Regions from separate parts of the Homo sapiens genome. Here region 2 is linked to region 1. The links are chromatin contacts, found by Hi-C or POLR2A ChIA-PET in ENCODE. All regions are on one chromosome and are shown on one strand. The core of a region is the stretch at or near the end of the contact, and the rest is flanking DNA. Distances in the headings are between cores, read along the strand shown. Region 1 has its middle 16 kb from the start of DYNC1H1. Region 2 has its middle 81 kb from the start of WDR20.

Region 1 (2,700 bases), core at 119-2,618:
AACGTGCTTCCAGTGCCTGGCACTGTGCTCAACCCCTCCACGCCCTCGCTCAAACTCAATCGATGTTTGATAGAAAGATGAAGAGAGATTTGTTCGGTCAGAGAGAACAGCATGATGACAGAAGGAAGGCGTACAATCAAAAGCTGTGTGCAGGGCCAGGAGCGGTGGCTCACGTACTCCCAGCACTTTGGAAGGCCTAGGCGGGAGGATCACTTGAGCTCAGGAATTCAAGACCACCCTGGGCAACATGGCGAAACCCCGTCTCTACAAAAAATACAAAAACTAGGCCGGGCGCAGTGGCTCGCGCCTGTAATCCCAGCACTTTTAGGAGGCCGAGGCAGTCAGGAGTTCGAGACCAGCCTGGCCAACATGGTGAAACCCCGTTTCTACTAAAAATACAAAAATTAGCCGGGTGTGGTGGCGAGCGCCTATAATCCCAGCTACTCGGGAGGCTGAGGCAGGAAAATCGCTTGAACCTGGGAGGCGGAGGTTGCAGTAAGCCGAGATGGCGCCACTGCACTCCAGCCTGGGCGACAGAGCAAGACTCCGTCTCAAGAAAAAAAAAAAAAGAAAAAAACCACTAGCCGGGCGTGGTGACGCAGGCCTGTAGTCCCAGCTGTTCGGGAGGCTGAGGCAGGAGGGTCGCTTGAGCCCGTGAGCCGAGATCGCGCCACTGCACTCCAGCCTGGGCGACAGAGCGAGACCCTGTCTCAAAAATTAAATAAATAAATAAATAAATAAATAAAGGTGTGTGCAGGTAACAGCAAGTAGTCTTAAAAGAGTAGACCGAGGTGTGTGCAGAGGGCAACAGTTGGGATATTTGCCTCTGTCTAATTAGCACCTTTGGACATTTGCGTCAGGCTCTGTGCTGACAAAGAGCGCACTGACGACCACAGTAGGGCCCTGCCAGTCCTGTGATGGCACCCAGCATTTAAGTGTGACAGAAGCCACCCACAACAAGCTACATACTGCATATAATTTAAGGGGGTCACGGCCCCGGAAGCCCAGCCATGGACCACGGTTTAAGTACCCCTAGTCCAGCTGGAACAATAAACATGAAATGAGTGCCTGGCTTGGAATGCAAGCCAGGCCGTGACAGAAATGAGGAAGGAGCCGATGGTTTCAGAGGCTGTCGCGAGGAGAGGGCCTTAGAGGCAGGCGGGGGACGACAGCGGACCTAAACTTCTGGGCCCAGGAGAAGTTCGTTCTTTCCTCCAGGATACCTGGAGCCGAGTGCAGGATCTCAGCGAGAAATGCCCCAATCTCAAGGGCGGCACCGAGAGGTGACGCAAGCGGCGCGCGAGGTTGCGTCAATGCAGGACCGCCCCGCCTCCGGCCTGTGCATTGTGGGACCTAAGGGCACCTGTCAGACGCCCAATCTCGCGAGTGAGCGAGATTCACGCGGAACGCAGAGGTGAGAACGGGGAAGGCCCTCCTCAGCAGGAGTCCCGCCCCCTGAAGGGCATGGGCCAATCACAATGCCTCTCCTTCCTGGCCGCTGGGATTGGTCCGAGGGTGCACATGACCGGACTGCGGGACATGTGACCGTGCCGATCTAGGTCGTGTGACCCGTCTGGTGTAGTCCTGGAACAAGGGTTTTGCTGCGGAGGGAAACGGCCAGAGACCTCGATCTAAGACCGGGGTTTGGAGACTGGCGGGCCTCGGAACAGCAGAGCTAGCGGACTTCCGGTCTGGCCCTCTGCTCACGGCCGAGGGCAAGGCGGGTTAGGTCACTTGCTGAGGAAAGAGCTCAATATGTCACGTGTTCCTCTCCCAATGACGTGGACCTCAGTTCCCTCTCCAGTGAAGTGGGCACAGTGTTGCCCGAAAAAGGGTGCTCTGGGGCTTGCCTGAGACGGGACGCGTGGAAATGCCCTGCCGAATATGAATGGGGCGATGGCCTCGCGGGACGGAGCAGCCCAGGAAAGCTGACCGTGGGCTGGGTTGTGGAGCGGAGCCCCAGGGCCTCGGCTGACTTAGCGGCCAGTCGTACATAGTGGGTATGCGGCGGGCCCGACGCCAGTCGTTGTGGACCACTGACTTGTAATCTTTACGACCTCAGTGAGGGTCAGAAGTGTCCGCGAGCCCTGTAGGCGAGGAGAGGCCTGGCTGAGGGCGCACAGCCTGGAAGGGGAGAAACTAGAGCTGGACTCTGCTTGACCCACAGACCCTCCGCCAGGTTGCCTTTGCGAGGCAAGAAGCGAAGGTTGGCGAGCCAGCTGGGAGTACCCACCCCCTCCATGCCTGGTGGAGTCACCCAAGCCCCAGCGACACCCCGGCCTGCCCAAGGTACTGGTGACCCTGGAGGCCGGGGCCCTGGCTTCTCAGTCAGGGTCTCCTCCCCATGGCGGCAGAGCTGTCTGGCGTTTTGAGCCCTTTACACCAGGGGCAAGAGGGCTGCAGGCCAGAGCCAGCAAAAGAGAAGAAGCAGAGGGAATGAGAAACCTAGAAGGTGGAACGGGAAGGAGGGAGTGAAATGGGCAAAGGCCTCCAAAAAAAACAACTTCCGCCTCCTAAGTTTAGTGCATTTAACTCTATAAATATCTATTGAACACCTACTGGATGCCAGGCACTTTTCTAGGCACTGGGCAGCTAGCATTAAACAGAAGGCAGAAACCCCTGCCTTCAACAAAATCTATGCTGTGTTGAATAAGTGATACAGGGAAAAGCTAAAGATGGGGAGAGAGGTGGGAAGGGTAT
Region 2 (2,700 bases), core at 92-2,591, 270 kb after region 1:
AGTTCCGTTATGCCAGTATGGACTACAGAAGACGAGAGGAGGACAGGTTTGAGGGCGGTTGATTCAAGATCTCTCTGGAAGCTGGGCCCAGTGGAGAGTGGGACAGTGGAGGGCATGAAGGTGGTTCTAGTTGGCTCCTAGCTGCCACCACAATTGGCATCAAGGCGTTAGCCAGCAGAAACTGGAGAATGAGTGTGCATTTGTTTTGTGCTAATGGGAGAATAGGAAGCCTGCAGCCCTCGCGTTGGGTCGCTTTCTAGGGGTGCGGCTTTGTAGGGACCAGCTGGCGGAAGCAGCGTGTCCCTCAACATCAGGCTCTGGCAGCCTGGTGGCTGCGCCACCTCTGCGTCTCAGCAGCCGCCCTCCCCTGGGAGTGATGGAAAGCAGCCGAGTCCTCTGGGGCCTCACACTCAGTGAGAGGAAGTCTAAGGAAGGGTGCTGTCCCTCATGGCCGTCAGAAGCCACCTGCAGCCACTAAGTATGTAAATTGGGGCCAGTCCAACCTGAAAAGTGCCATAACGTGTCAACCACACAGCACACCTCAAAGGCTTCTTACCAAAAAAGTCATTAGTAATTTTTATATTGCTGAATATTATATGAAACATCTTCAGTTAAAATATTAAAATTGGCCAGGTGCGGTGGCTCACGCCTGTAATCCCAGCACTTTGGGAGGCCAAGGCAGGTGGATCACGAGGTCAGGAGGTCTTCAAGACCATCCTAACAGTGAAACCCCATCTCTACTAAAACTACAAAAAGTTAGCTGGGCGTGGTGGCAGGCGCCTGTAGTCCAAGGTACTTGGGAGGCTGAGGCAGGAGAATCACTTGAACCCAGGAGGTGGAGCTTGCAGTGAGCCAAGATCGTGCCACTGCACTCCAGCCTGGACAACAAAGTGAGACTCCGTCTCAAAAAAAAAAAAAAAAAAGAAAATATTAAAATTAATGTCACTTGTTTTTATTATCTATCTTTTCATTTTTTGAGACAGGGTCTTGCTCTATCCCCCAGGCTGGAGTGCAGTGGATCGCGGCTCATTGCACCCTGCATCTCCTGGGCTCAAGCCATCCTCCTGCCACACAGCCTCCTGAGTAGCTGGGATGACAGCCGTGCGCCACCACACCCGGCTAATTTTGTATTAGTAGAGATGGAGTTTCACCATGTTGGCCAGGCTGGTCTCAGACTCCTGGGCTCAAGTAATCTCCCCACCTCAGCCTCCCACAGGGCTGGCTGTCACTTGTTTTTAAGTTGTTAAACGTGCTCCCGGGAAGCTAAACTTAACACAGGACTGGTAGAGACACCACCTTCCTGTGGGTGGGGCTGCCTCCTACCTGGAGCAGCACTCACCTCCACCTGGCACTCCGTGAAAGGGGAGGGAGACTCTGTGGCTGCCAGATGAGGGTGGCCCCTCTCCGTCTGTCCCCAGGCTGGGTCACCACCACTTTCTCCCTCTGCCAGGAGTAGATGACTTTTCTGTTGCCGGGGGGAAGGGAGGTGCCTCCTGGTTCTGGAGATTTGTCACTTCCTGGACACCACATAGCTTGTGGAAAGCACTTTCTTAGGGTGCGCGTGGTGATGAAGGCAGAGTGTCCTGTGTGAGAGGCTTCCTTCCTCCAGACTGTCTGCGGCAGAAGTGGGGTCAGGAACCTGCTGCCCAGCTTTCCTCCACAGGCTTGATGTGTTTGAGCCAGAAGTATGGGGCGTTTGCGGGGTCCTCCACAAGTACAAACAGGGTTCTGTCCCTTTTCAGGGGTCCCAGAGGAAAAGCACTCCTATAGACTCTGAGCAGGGGCAGCTGCCACATTCCGTTTGCTTCCTGAGCTTGTCTAGGTGAACAGATTTCAGGTGGAAGGTAAGAAACGGGATGAAATGACTTGAGCGGGACAGCTTGCTTCCAGGCTTCCGGCAGCAGGGCGTGGGCGAGGCTGAAGGGCAGTTTCCGATTGTCACCTTCATTTGTGTCCACACAAGTCCAATATGTGAGAAGGTAGCAATGTCAGCTTGAGTTAAAGGCTTGTCATTTGTAAACAGTACTCATCAGCTGAAGCCTTCTTCCATGACAGCTAAGTTGTATTCCCAGAGCTGAAAATGTGCACCTTTGGGGCTGCACTGTCGCCATCTTAATGTTCTTCATAAATGAACGCCACACTTTGATGTAATGTAATTGCTGCTCAATAGTAAATGCAAAGAAATGGAAGTACTCTTTGCTGTGTAGGAGGTTAAACCCTCTTAGGTTTACCCAAGGTCACACCAGTATTGTAAAATCTGGGTGAGATTCCCCGCCCCCGCCCCCGACAGTGAGCCTCTCAGCAGGAGCCGCCCTAAAGAGCCAGATGCCCCCCACCATTCTTCCTGCTGGCCCTGGTGGGTTGGCCCCCACATCCCTTCTCCACACCCAGCTGCAGCCTCACGGCAAGACTACTTTGTTCTGGGGCTCCCCCGACCTCGGCCTGGGCCCTGCTGTCTCTACCTGTGGGGCCTACACATGTGGACAGCTACAGCCAGGGGGTGCCACGGTCACACCACCCAACAAAGCAAGAACCCCCCAGCAGAGAATGCCCTTTCAAAGGTGCCACTGAACTCTATCCTTGGAGACAACCCCTGGCTCCGAGGGACTGGGTGTGCGGTCCAGAACTGCGGTGCCCTGGGCTCAACCCTGGCTGAAGGCGCTGAACACCTCCCACGAGGCACCTGCACCTTTGGGTCAG

The links. Hi-C counts contacts between places; a loop is a spot of excess contacts on that map. ChIA-PET counts read pairs that join two places held with the same protein, here RNA polymerase II (POLR2A). Pooled maps may share reads with other maps.
Region 2: a loop to region 1 is called in a pooled map, with 3 times the contacts of the local background. The contact joins two enhancer-like sites. A Hi-C loop is called at or near these places in 2 of 50 pooled maps. POLR2A ChIA-PET finds 5 or more read pairs at or near these places in 3 of 52 experiments (H1, HEK293T and PC-9).

What each region holds. Positions count from the first base shown.
Region 1 is chr14:101,946,788-101,949,487 of GRCh38, forward strand. No RefSeq gene overlaps it. Among named protein-coding and RNA genes, the nearest start is that of DYNC1H1, 16 kb to the right of the region's middle. RefSeq lists enhancers at 813-1,474, 1,179-1,298, 1,599-1,788. Within about 2 kb of position 1,369, at least 33 of the 41 ENCODE cell types and tissues checked have a DNase peak (open chromatin) inside an H3K27ac peak, as active enhancers do; they include PC-9, where a contact is called at or near this core.
Region 2 is chr14:102,219,815-102,222,514 of GRCh38, forward strand. It overlaps a transcript of WDR20 not described here and a transcript of MOK not described here. Among named protein-coding and RNA genes, the nearest start is that of WDR20, 81 kb to the left of the region's middle. Within about 2 kb of position 1,342, at least 3 of the 41 ENCODE cell types and tissues checked have a DNase peak (open chromatin) inside an H3K27ac peak, as active enhancers do; they include PC-9, where a contact is called at or near this core.